Linked DNA regions of Homo sapiens: region 1 is linked to region 2. Evidence: chromatin loops called from intact Hi-C (ENCODE). Cell type or tissue: PC-3. All regions are shown on one strand. Links, peaks and the distances in the headings refer to the core of each region. The heading gives the core; the rest is flanking DNA.

What was found. A loop is a pair of places that touch in the nucleus more often than their neighbours do. Peaks named below come from ENCODE experiments on the same cell type or tissue, not always from the same donor. Only the 100,000 strongest peaks of a DNase experiment are listed, where the experiment ranks them.
Region 1: it touches region 2 in a loop (8-fold over the local background); 5 of 110 quality-filtered maps call a loop at or near these places.

The regions. Positions count from the first base shown.
Region 1 is chr20:51,662,431-51,669,035 of GRCh38, reverse strand. All of the region lies in intron 13 of ATP9A (ATPase phospholipid transporting 9A (putative)), which reads left to right. Among named protein-coding and RNA genes, the nearest start is that of ATP9A, 100 kb to the left of the region's middle. In PC-3, for the core only: no CTCF peak of the experiment used is centred there; DNase peaks (open chromatin) are centred at 2,715 and 3,065; H3K27ac peaks cover 2,486 bases.
Region 2 is chr20:51,741,825-51,748,429 of GRCh38, reverse strand. The region is part of intron 1 of ATP9A (ATPase phospholipid transporting 9A (putative)); the gene reads left to right. Among named protein-coding and RNA genes, the nearest start is that of ATP9A, 23 kb to the left of the region's middle. RefSeq lists a silencer at 5,146-5,440. In PC-3, for the core only: no CTCF peak of the experiment used is centred there; a DNase peak (open chromatin) is centred at 3,689; H3K27ac peaks cover 2,220 bases.

The sequences.
Region 1 (6,605 bases), core at 1,694-4,193, 79 kb after region 2:
TTTTGCTTAAATTCGTCGAAATAGAGAACATTCCCATAGTCAGAAGACCAGTAAGAAATATGAATGAATTATCTCTGTATACAGGTTAAAGGCAGAATCCCTGAATACTTCTTGATACGGTCATAACTGACATTTAATTTTCTGGAACATTTGTCAGTGGGCTGGATTTCCAGGCTGTCTCCTGAAAATGGCAGAGCAGGGGACAGTGTGACAGTGGGAGTGGATGTTAAGTTAGAACAGCTGACTTGACACAGTTCTTGTCATCATCTACAACCAGCAACAAAGCCCTTGTTGCTGTTCCAGGCTCCATGGGGAGGCGTCATGGCTGGTCTCCAAATGGATCCATGGACCTTTTTCAAAGATGTACTTTAGCACTATTAAGAAATCACGAGGAACTTCCCTGGACAGGGAGGATGAGCCGCACAGCCCCCGTTTCCTTTCTGTCTCTTTGACCGTCTTCCTCTGTGTGGTGATTTGGGGTTGGTGTCTCTGGGGCTCGGTGCTGGACTCTGTTATGTTGTTCCCCGGATGGCCCCTCACCCTGCTTCCATCGCTCTGTGGATGCTGATGGCTCTGTCTCCATCTCCATCTCTAGGCCTGACCTGGAGCTTTGGATTATAACGTAGCCGAATGTTTGGCATTGCTGCATGTGGCTCATAAGGATGCTGTACCTGGGACCCCTCCTGACTTTCTTCCCTCATCTCCTAAACCTATTCTCTCCCAGGGCTGCTTGTCTTAGTGCACACCACGCCCTCCATCCTGGTACCCTCGTCACCCCAGCTGACAGCCACTGCCCCTTCTCCAGTACCTGCTCCCACCCGATCACTAGATCACCCCTTCGGCCTTTTTTTTTTTTTTCCTTCTCCCTTTCTTCCCTTCCTTTCCTTACCCTCCCTCCCCTCCCCCAGCCCCTCGCCCACTCCCAGCCCTTCCGCCCCCCCCCCCCCCCACCTCCCTTCCTTCTTTTGTAACAGGGTCTCACTCTGTCACCCAGGCTGGAGTGCAGTGGTGCAATCACAGCTCACTGCAGCCTCAAACTTCTGGGCTCAAGCAATCCTCCCATCTCAGCCTCCCAAGTAGCTCGGACTACAAGTGTGCACTGGGTATGCACCACCACACCTGGCTAATTTGGTTTATTTTTTATAGAGACGAGGTCTCACTGTGTTGCCCAGGCTGGACTTGAACTCCTGGGCTCAAGTGATCGCCTCACCTCCCAAAGGCTTCCCAAAGTGTTGGGATTACAGGCATGATGCACTGCGCCCAGCCACCTTTGGCCTTTTGTCTTCATCCCTTCTCACTCACTCAGCAAGGTGACCCCCTTCCTCGCCTGTCTGCCGTGACCCCCTGCACAGTAGCTGCCCGGCTTTCCTTCTTGCTGTCCTCTCAGGAGCCTCTCGGTACCATCAGCTCTGTGGTGGAGTCTGAGACTTGCAGTGGGATCTAGCCTTGGTCTTCATCCCCTCCCCTTTCCCATGTTTCAGCCTTCCAGGCAGGGTGAGCTGCCTTATTTCTGTGTCTCAAATTAGACCCTTCCCTCGGAGCCACCAACCCCAAATGCCCACCAGGCTCCTTCTTGGGGGGCTCATTGATTGGATTGTCATGCATATCAGCACCCAGCTACATGTCTGTATCACTCGCAGCCCCTTCTCAGTCGTGTTGACTCTTGATGGTTATATTAGACAGCTTCACAGGTGGTGGTGTGTACATCCGGTGGGAGTTACACCCATGCCATGTTGCTGGTATTTTTAAGAGCTCCTGGTGTTTACGGAAGCCGTCCCCTCTCAGGATATTTGTGTATTTTAGCTTTTATGGTTCATTTTTGGCTTAGCACAGATAACACTCTTTGTAAAGTGTTGAAATTCAGAAAACCACACTTCTTACCGTGAACCTCACCTCATACTCCTTCCTTAGGGGAAGCTCATAAATCAGTTTGCCCATCCCGGCCTTGAGTCTGACACAGCTGTGTGTTGTGGGGTTAGGGTTAGCTGTGCGAGGCTGGGGTGAACTCACAATTCCAGTACAGATCTACCCAAGTGAGAGTGTGTGCATCTTTCTCTCGTGATGTCTAAACATCCTGGCATAAGCACAGGACCACGTGTGTGATGGGACATATGGAAGCTTTTGCATGCTTTTTTAAAACCAGTTTTATCGAGGGATGATTTACATACCTGAAAGTTCAGCCATGTTGAATACACAGTGTGGTGACTTTAGTAAATTTGCAGCTGTGGAACCATCCCAAATATGCACATCACCCCTGCTCCCACTGCAGTCACGCCTCCCACCTTAGAGCTTCGTAAGGGGTTCTTATACCAGTGGTTCTTTCTTCTTTTTCTTTCTTTCTTTTTTTTTTTTTTTTAAGACACAGTCTCACTCTGTTGCCCAGGCTGAGGTACAGGGGTGCGATCTCGGCTCACTGCAACCTCCACCTCCCGGGTTCAAGCAATTCTCTGCCTCAGCCTTCCTAGTAGCTGGGATTACAGGCACCTGCCACCACGCCCGGCTAATTTTTATATTTTTAGTAGAGACGGGGTTTCACCATGTTGGCCTGGCTGGTCTCAAACTCCTGACCTCAGGTGATCTGTCCGCCTTGGCTTCCCAAAGTGCTGGGATTACAGACGTGAGTCACCATGCCTGGCCCAGTGTTTCGTAAAGTACAGCCTTTGGAACCCCTGGGCTAGATCACTTGGGCCAGAGTCAGGAGCACAAGGAGTGGTGCCCAGACCTGCAGTTTTAACAGGTGAACCAGGTGTTTCCAGAGTACAGTAGCATTGGAGAACAGCTGCTGTGAAACTGAGGTTCATCCCTGTTCAGAGCATGGGTATCTAAACCTGTGGACTCCAAGGAAGAGTTTGCAAGATGACCCACTGGGGTACAGGAAGCGACTCTTTACATTTCAGTTCCATCTCCAAAATTAATGCAAAATTAAAATCTTACTAATACTATTGAGGTTGACCCAGGGGCCCTCACTCCATGTATCAGACAGGTACTTGTCAGGTCCGGTCCTTGAGGTGTCCTGCGGAAGGGGCTGGAATTCCACAGTTGTTTATTTTCCCAGTGTTGAAATGTAGGCCGCAGTTTATGAGTGTCCAGGTGACTTGTTCTAAGGATGTGGTTGAACTAAACTGGACTCATAAAGAGAGCAGGTGGTTTTAAAAGATTCCTGCAGGAAAGCTTCAGATTATTAATACAAGGCCAAGTAAACAGTAAGAAAATGGCCAACACATTAGGAGAGAAAACTATAACCAGCTAAGGACTTGTGATGGTTTTTCCCCTGGGTTATTCATTTACTGGTACTTTTTTTTTTTTTTTTTGAGACGAAGTCTCACTCTGTCGCCCCATCCTGGAGTGTAGTGGTGCTATCTTGGCTTACCACAAACTCTGCCTCCCGGGTTCAAGAGATTCTCCTGCCTCAGCCTCCCGAGTAGCTGGGATCACAGGCATGTGCCAACACACCTGGCTAATTTTTTTTTTGTATTTTTGGTAGAGACGGGGTTTCACCATGTTGGCCAGGCTGGCCTCGAACTCCTGATTTCAGATGATCTGCCTGCCTCGGCCTCCCAAAGTGCTGGGATTACAGGCTTGAACCACCACGCCTGGCAATTTACTAGTACTTTTAATGGAAAAAGGGGATACAATTTAAAAACCATAAAATTTGCTCTTTTAAGCATATGATTCTGTAGTTTTTAATATGTTCACAATACTGTGCAAACATTGGTACTGTCTAATTTTAGAACATTTTTATCAACCCTAAAAAGAAAGCCCACATCCCTTGAGTTCCCAAACCCCCCTGCTCTATCCCCCCAGCTGTCAGTCTACTTTCTGTCTCTGGATTTGCCTATTCTGAACATTGCCTATAAATAGAATCAAACAATATGTGACCTTTTGTGTCTGGCCGGTCTTCCGTTTAGCAGAGTATTTGCAAGGTTCTTCCGGTTGTAGCAGGTGTATGTACTTTATTCCTCTTTGTAGCTGAATAACAGGTATGATGATTTAAAATTTAAGTTTAGGCTGGGTGTGGTGGCTCACGCCTGTAATCCCAGCACTTTGGGAGGCCGAGGCGGGCAGATCACGAGATCAGGAGTTTGAGACCAGCCTGACCAACATGGTGAAACCCCGTCTCTACTAAAAATACAAAAAAAAAAAAAAAAATTAGCCGGGGGTGGTGGCGGGCACCTGTAATCCCAGCTACTCAGGAGGCTGAGGCAGAAGAATAGCTTGAACCCGGCAGGTGGAGGTTGAAGTGAGCTGAGATCGCGTCACTGCACTCCAACCTGGGTGACAGAGGGAGACTCCTCTCAAAAGGAAAAAAAAAAGAAATTTAAGTTTAAATCTATAATTCTCAGTGTTCCTTACCCCAAGTATATGTTATTTTGAGATATTAGCTAATTGTGTGAGAAATGCTATTTTTCATTTTGTTTTCTTATTTATTTTTATTTTTATTTTTTTGAGACAGAGTCTTATACTCTCTTACCCAGACTACGGTGCAGTGGTGCCATCACAGCTCACTGTAGCCTTGACCCCTCAGGCTCAGGTGATCTTCCCACCCCAGCCTCCCAAGTAGCTGGGACCACAGGCATGCGTCACCATACCTGGCTAATTTTTGTATTTTTTGTAGAGAGAGGGGGTGTTACCATTTGCCCAGGCTGGTCTCGAACTCCTGGGCTCCAGCAATTAGCCCACCTCAGCCTCTCAAAGTGCTGGGATTACAGGCATGAGCCACTGCAGCCAGCCCTGTTTTTCATTTTTATCATAGGATTTTAGAATTTTTTTTCTTGTTTTGTAATGTTCAGTAGTACAATACAATATTTATACAAAGATCAATATATATAGATGGAAGGTACTTGGAAAACTTTTCCTGCTGGGCGTGGTAGCTCATGCCTGTAATCCCAGCTACTCTGGAGGCTGAGGCAGGAGACTTGCTTGAACCCAGGAGGTAGAGGTTGCAGTGAGCTGAGATCATGCCACTGCACCCAGCCTGGATGACAGAGCAAGACAGTCTCAAACCATAATTGGGATTATTCCACATACTTTGGTCTGTGAACTGTCATTTTTCATTTACTGAGTTGTTTTTTTTATGAGCGTGTGAGTTTGTGATTTATTTTTCTACACACAACATATATACACAGGATGCACTCAGTTCATCAGTACTGACTGCCAGAGAGCGTTCTTCTTACTTTCTGCATCCACAGAAAACAGATACAAAGTTCAGTTTATGTTCTCTTGTTTTTTTTTTTTTTTTTCTGAGACGGAGTCTCGCTCTGTTTCCCAGGCTGGAGTGCAGTGGCGCGATCTCCGCTCACTGCAAGCTCCACCTCCCGGGTTCACGCCATTCTCTTGCCTCAGCCTCCCAAGTAGCTGGGATTACAGGCGCCTACCACCATGCCCAGCTAATTTTTTGTATTTTTGGTAGAGATGGGGTTTCACCATGTTAGCCAGGATGGTCTTGATCTCCTGACCTCGTGATCCGCCCGCCTCAGCCTCCCAAAGTGCTGGGATTACAGGTGTGAGCCACCGAGTTTACATTCTCTTGAGGAAGAATTTTTTTTGTCAGTGTGGTTTTCTCTGGGACATGGAGCCTACTTCATTTTTTACTCATTGAAAAAACTTTCTGGTATTTATGAAAGTTTTTTTTGCAGAAAAAATAAATCATACGGCCAAGCACAAAGACAAAACATTGAATTCACCTGTATTCATATCATTCGGCAGTAACCAGTATTAACACCTGGGTGGACAAAACGCCAAATGCTCTGCCTTTGTGTGTCTGGATAGATGCGTTCTTTATTTCTCTCTGTCTCTGTTTTCTTTTCAATGAGAACCCATCATATTCCTTTCTTTTTTAACTAGAGTTGACCACCAGAATTGCCTGTAAAGTTTTAAAAATATAAATATAAATATATGCCTGGGCTGTACGGCATTCTTTGGGTCTGGATCTTAAGTATGTATATTTTAAAAATGTTTTTTTTTGAGATGGAGTTTTCGATCTTGTTGCCCAGGCTGGAGTGCAGTGGTGTGATCTTGGCTCACTGCAACCTCTGCCTCGTGGGTTCAAGCGATTCTTCTGCCTCAGCTTCCTGAGTAGCTGGGATTACAGGTGCCTGCCACCATGCCAGCTAATTTTTGTATTTTTAGTAGAGACGGGGTTTCACCATGTTGGCCAGGCTGATCTCGAACTCCTGACCTCAGGTGATCCGCCCGCCTCAGCCTCCCAAAGTGCTGGGATTACAGGTGTGAGCCACTGTGCCCGGCGTGTATATTTTAAAAAATCTTTATTGGTTATTCTGAGAAGCCTTCCTGGTTAAGAACCACTGCCAGAATAACACTATTTAACTTCCTTCTTTTCACTCATGTCAAGGTTTTTAATGGTTTCATAACACAGTCCAGACTAGAGTAAGACAAGTGAGGAACTCACATAGCAAATTTAACCGGGTGCCAAAAAAAAAATAAATAAAGCAAATCATACTTTGGTGAAAAAAAATTTTTTTTTTTTTTTTGAGACAGAGTCTTGCTCTGTTAACCAGGCTGGAGTGCAGTGGCGTGATCTCAGCTCACTGCAACCTCTGCCTCCCAGGTTCAAGCAATTCTCCTGCCTCAGCCTGCCGAGTAGC
Region 2 (6,605 bases), core at 2,458-4,957:
AGGAACTGGACTGGCGGTGTGCCCCATCCCACTGGACCCTGTGTTTATTTTCATTCATTGTTTTTTCTCCTCCTCCCTCCTCTCTTCTTTCTTTCCTTCTCCACCTCCTTCTTTCTTCTTTTCTTCTTCTTCCATTTTTAAAAAATAAATAGAGATGGGATCTCACTATGTAACCCAAGCCGGTCTCACACTTTTGGCTGTAAGTGATCTTCCTGCCTCAGCCTTTCAAAGTGTTGGGATTACAGGCGTGAGCCACTGCACCTGGCCTATGTATTTTTTTATGTGGCTTGCTGGGCCCCTGTAGGTTTGAGTTTGCCAGTCCTGGTCTAGAGAGAAACAGACCAGTAGAGTCTAAGAGAGCCCAGAACTGCTTCCTCCTCTCCTTGTGAAGAGCACAGAGTTGGGTTTGGAAGGATAGATAGAAGACAAAGGGACAGGCTTGCAGGAGGATGTCTGGTGTGAGTGGGTCTTACAGACATGTTGGGTAGTTTGATAGAAATGGAATGGTGGGGAAAGATGAGAGCATAGGGTTCCGGGGCATGCCTGCCTTGGCTGCAGGAGGGTGGCTTGGTAAAGGGACAGCAGAGATGAAAAGGTGAGAAGGTGAGAGCCTTGGACTTGAGTCTGATAGCTGTAGGATCTTTGTGGGAGTGGGTCAACACACGAGTCATACTTCTATAAGAGGAGTCAGGTCTGCTGAGCAGCAGAATACCCACAGGGAAGACTCAGAGATGGAGAAACAGGGAAAGGCGACAGTCCCAGCATCCCTGACTGCCCATCTGCTGGAAGCACCTGTGGTAACAGTCATGGGGCAGAGGAGGTGTTTGTTCCTCAGTGCTTTTTCCTAGGCTTATATTAACACATATTTTGGTATTAAAATACAAAATAATAAATTACATGTTTCTTGCCTTCTTTTTTTCTTCCCATTTAACCACCTGGATCTTTCCCTGGAGTGTATATGTCTCTACTTCCTTCTTGCAATTGGTACAAATCCATTGCACAGGGGGTGCCTTTGTCATTTCCGGGGTGTTGCCCTGTCTATTGCCGCTGTGAACATCCTCGTGCATCTCCCATAGGACCAGAGATCGCTCCCTACCTCCCTCTGGCAGGACTTGCTGGGTCAGAGGACCTGAGCTTTACATTTAAAGAGAAGCTGCCACATTGACTTGGCTTTTCTCATGAGGTGATTGATATATTCCCATTTCTCCTCCAGACAGTAGCATTTCTGTGGCAGGGATGTGTTCAGACTTCAGACTTCGCTTCTTTCTTTGCATCCTTCCTGACTTAGGTTTTGTATTCTCCTAGTTAAACAGGAAAAAAAAAAAAAAAAACGAAAAACCCAGACCTTAGATGTATTTAGAAGGAAGAGCAAAAGTTTCCCTTCATACCTTTCCTTCCACTCCTTTTTCTTTTCTCTTTTTTTTGAGACGGAGTCTCGCTCTGTTGCCCAGGCTGGAGTGCAATGGCACTACCTCGGCTCACTGCAACCTCCGCCTCCTGGGTTCAAGCCATTCTCCTGCCTCAGCCTCTGGAGTAGCTGGGATTACGGGCGTGCGCCACCACACCTGATTGATTTTTGTTTTTGTTTTTTGAGATGGAGTCTCGCTCTGTTGCCCAGGCTGGAGTGCAGTGGCGTGATGTTGGCTCGCTGCAACCTCCACCTTCTGGGTTCAAGCAATTCTCCTTCCTCAGCCTCCTGAGTAGCTGGGACTACAGGTGTCCCCCACCATGTCCGGCCCATTTTTTGTATTTTTAGTAGAGACGAGGTTTCACTGTGTTAGCTAGGATGGTTTCAATCTCCTGACCTCGTGATCTGCCTGTCTTGGCCTCCCAAAATGTTGGGATTACAGGCGTGAGCCACCGTGCCCAGCCCTGACTGATTTTTGTGTTTGTAGTAGAGACAGCGTTTAGCTATGTTGGCCAGGCTGGTCCTGAACTCCTGACCTCAGGTGATCCGCCTGCCTCGGCTTCCCAAAGTTCTGGGATTACAGGCGTGAGCCACCGTGCCCAGCCTCCTTCCACTCCTAACTGCCCTCTTAACAACTGCTGTCCATAATGGTACCACGTGGCTATTTCAATCAGTTAAGTGAATGAAATAAAAAATTTTAAAAACTTTTATTTTAGGTTCAGGGCTACGTACCTGAGGTTACATCAGTAAACTCATGTCACCGGGGTTTGCTGTACCCAGGTATTAAGCCCAGTGCCCAACAGTTATCTTTTCTGCTCTTCTCCCTCCTCCCACCCTCTACCTGCAGATAGACCCCCAGTGTCTCTTCTTCCCTTCTTTGTGCCTGTAAGTTCTTATCACTTAGCTCCTACTTATAAGTGAGAACACGTGGTATTTGGCTTTCTTTTCCTGTGTTAATGTGCTGAGGATAATAGCCTCCAGCTCAATCCATGTCCTGCAAAAGACACAATCTTGTTCTTTTTTATGGCTGCGTAGTATTCCATGTGCATATGTACTACATTTTCTTTATCCAGTCTGTCTTTGATGGGCATTTAGGTTGATTCCATGTCTTTGCTTTGTGAATAGTGCTGTAGTGAACATTTGTGTGCGTGTGTCTTTATGGTAGAATGATGTATATTCCTTTGGGTATTGAAATAAACTTTAAATGTCACATTTTGGGTACTCAGCAGCCACATGTGGCTGCTGGCTACTGTGCTGGATGATGGTGCAGTATAGAATGATTCCATCATCACAGAAGCCTAGTGGGCAGAGCTGCTCCAGAGCAGGGCTCTCCACCGCAGGACTATTGACATTTGGGGCCAGATTACACTCTCTGGTGGGGGGTCTCCTGGGCATTGTAGGATGTTTAGCAGTATCCCTGGCTTCTACCCACTACGTGCCAGTAGTGCCCTACTTCCCTGTAGTAGTGACAATCAAACACATCCCTAGACATTGCCAAATGTCTGCAGGGGGCAAAATCCCCCCGCCCTGCTATTGAGAACCACTGCTGTTGACTAATTCATAACGGCTTTTAATTTTTTTCCTTTTTTTTTTTTGAGACAGAATCTCACTCTGGCTGGAGTGCAGTGGCAGAATATTGGCTCACTATAACTTCTTCCTCCTGGGTTCAAGCGATTCTCCTGCCTCAGTCTCCCCAATAGCTGGGACTACAGGCACCCGCCACCATGCCCAGCTAATTTTTTTTTTTTTTTTTTTTAGACGGAGTCTCGCTCTGTCACCCAGGCTGGAGTGCAGTGGCATGATCTTGGCTCAGTGCAGCCTCTGCCTCTCGGGTTCAAGCAATTCTCCTGCCTCAGCCTCCCCAGTAGCTGGGACTACAGCCACACCTGGCTAAATTTTGTATTTTTAGTAGAGACGGCAGGGTTTCACCATGTTGGCCAGAATGGTCTTGATCTCCTGACCTCTTGATCCACCCGCCTTGGCCTCCCAAAGTGCTGGGATTACAGGAGTCAGCCACTGCACCCGGCCCATGCCCAGCTAATTTTTATATTTTTAGTAGAGACAAGGTTTCGTCATGTTGGCCAGGCTGGTCTCGAACTCCTGACCTCAAGTGATTCTCCCGCCTCGGCCTCCCAAAGTACTGGGATTACAGGCATGAGCCACCATATCTGGCTACTTTTAATTTTTCTTCATGTTCTTCTTGGATCTGCCCAGCGTCAATGCTGAGACTGTTCTTTCCTGGACCCTGTAACTTCCTGGAAGGTTGGTGTGTCATGCAGACAATTCAGCAAATATTTGCGCAGTGCTAACTGATTATAGGGGAACTCCCAGCAGAGATGATGGTTTCTGTGGAGGCCAACTCCTTGTTACATTAGTTACCTTTTTCAGAAACATTGTTCCCTTGGCTCTGCTCCTCTAATATTTGCTTTTGCATTTCAGCCAGATTGTATGAAACCATTGCACATCTGGTTAGCAGACTATCTGCTGTTAAAACCTTTATTTGTCTTAAAGTCAAATCCTAAGAAAATCAATTTTGGTTTTCCTTTATATAAATGGTCTAGGCTGGGCGCGGTGGCTCATGCTTGTAATCCACTTTGGAAGACTGAGGCAGGTGTATCACCTGAGGTCAGGCGTTTGAAACTAGCCTGGCCAACATGGTGAAACCCCATCTCTACTAAAAATACAAAAATTAGCCGGCTGTGGTGGTGCAGGCCTGTAGTCCCAGCTACTCAGGAGGCTGACATGGGAGGATCACTTGAGCCTGGGAGGCGGAGGTTACAGTGAACCGAGATTGGGCCACTGCATTCCAGCCTGGGTGACAGAGTGAGACCCTGTCTCAAAAACAAACAAACAAAAAATAAATAAAATAATAAATAAATGGTCTAAGCAGGAAGCAGTGTAAACGAAGTTATTTATAAACTTACACTTTAACCTAGTTGAATGGCTGTTATCAATGGGTGAGAAAGTTATTTCATATTTTCCTTTTTCATCTGGAAAAATAACTTTTTTTTTTTTGAGATGGAGTCTTACTCTGTCACCAAGGCTGGAGTGCAGTGCCAGAATCTCGGCTTACTGCAACCTCCACCTCCAGGGTTCAAGCGATTCTCCTGTTTCAGCTTCCTGAGTAGCTGGGACTACAGGTGTTTGCCACTGCATCCAGCTAATTTTTGTATTTTTAGTAGAGACAGGGTTTCACCATGTTGGCCAGGATGGTCTCGATCTCTTGACCTCGTGATCCGCCCGCCTCAGCCTCCCAAAGTGCTGGGATTATAGGCGTGACGACCGTGCCCGGCCTAATTTCTTACTCTTAAAGGATTTGGGCTGGGCACGGTGGCTCATGCCTATAATCCCAGCACTTTGGGAGGCTGAGGCGGGCGAATCACGAGGTCAGTAGTTCAAGACCAGACCAGCCTGACCAATATGGTGAAACCCCGTCTCTACTAAAAATACAAAAATTAGCCTGGCGTGGTGGTGCACGCCTGTAATCCCAGCTACTCGGGAGGTCGAGGGAGTAGAATCGCTTGAATCCGGGAGGCAGAGGTTGCAGTGAGCCGAGATCCCGCCACTGCACTCCAGCCTGGGTGACAGAGTGAGACTCCGTCTCAAAAAAAAAAAAAAAAAAAAATCAGTTTCGGTCTTGCAGCCCATCTCCCCAGCCTGTCTGGAATGTGGGATGGAAGTTTATTTGTCATGGCAGTGTCAGACGGTCCAGTTTCAGTTTGGTGTTAAGGAACAACAGCAGCACCCACAACACCAACGTGACAGCTGCCACAACACAGCTTTGGGCCACTGCTCCTCTGGAACCCTGGGGCACCAGGGAGCTGAAGTCCATGCATGCAACACGCAGGGTGTGGCTGCAGCTTCCCCAGGAAGAGAACTGCATGTATAAATCCACTCCTCAGTAGGGAGGCTGGCTGTCACTTCTCTTGTTTGGACAGATGTGGGGGAATTTGGTCACTTGTAGTAAGTTTGCCACCAAGCTCAAGGTTTCTACCGTGGGACAACAGTTCCAAAATGCTGGGCAGGCAATGGTTCTGGGTGCTGCAGTGATAAATTTAAGGAATTCATGGGCAGGAACTGACTCACATTGAGACATTTAGCAAGACGCTTATTTATTTTTCAGTTTCCCTTCAGTATTTACAGCCCTGTCAGGGCCTACTTTTTAACACCAAACACTTGCTAACTTCTCAGCAATAAAGAAAGGAGGGGCCAGGTGCGGCGGCTCATGCCTCTAATCCCAGCACTTTGGGAGGCCGAGGCGGCTGGATCACTTTAGGTCAGGTGTTTGAGACCAGCCTGGCCAACATGGTGAAACGCCGTCTCTACTAAAAATACAAAAGTTAGCTGGGCGTGGTGGTGCACACCTGTAATCCCAGCTGCTTGGGTGGCTGAGGCACAAGAATTGCTTGAACCCAGGAGGCGGAGGTTGCAGTGAGCTGAGATCGCGCCACTGCACTCCAGCCTGGGCGACAGCAAGACTGCGTCTCAAAAAAAGAAAAAAAAAAGTAAAGGAGGAGGAGCAACAGCAGGGTAGGCTTCTGGCTCAGAGGCACTGCCAGCTGCAGCAGCCAGCTGGAGTGGAGTAACACACTTTGCTTTTCATTGTGCTGGTTTTGTTATTTATCTTCTGTTTATGGCAAGTGATACTGGTTTCTAGTTATGGTAATGGCATGAAGTTATCTTTTTTTTTTTTTTTTGAGACAGTGTTTTGCTCTGTCCCCTAGACTGCAGTACAGTGGCATGATCAGGGCTCACTGCAGCCTCGACTTCCCGGGCTCAAGCAATCCTTCGTCCTTAGCCCCCCAAGTAGCTGAGACTATAGGCATGTCCACCATGCCTGGCTAATTATTTTTGAATTTTAGTAGAGATGAGGTCTCACCGTGTTGCTCGGGCTGGTCTCCAACTCCTGAACTCAAGCTGTTTTCCTGCCTCGGCCTCTCAAAGTGTTGGGATGACAGGTGTGAGCCATGCCTGGCCAGAGGCTATCATTTAAAATACATTTATGTAAATGGAGTGAATCCATTTTAAACAAATAGTTTATATATAAAACCTAGAGCAGGAGTTCTCAACTGGGCACAAGTGGCGTTTTGGGCTGGATACTTCTCTGTTGTGGAGGTTGTCTGTGCATTGTAAGGTGTCTCGCAGCATCCTTGGCTGCCTCCATCCACTAGATGAGAGTAGCATCTTGGAGTTGTGA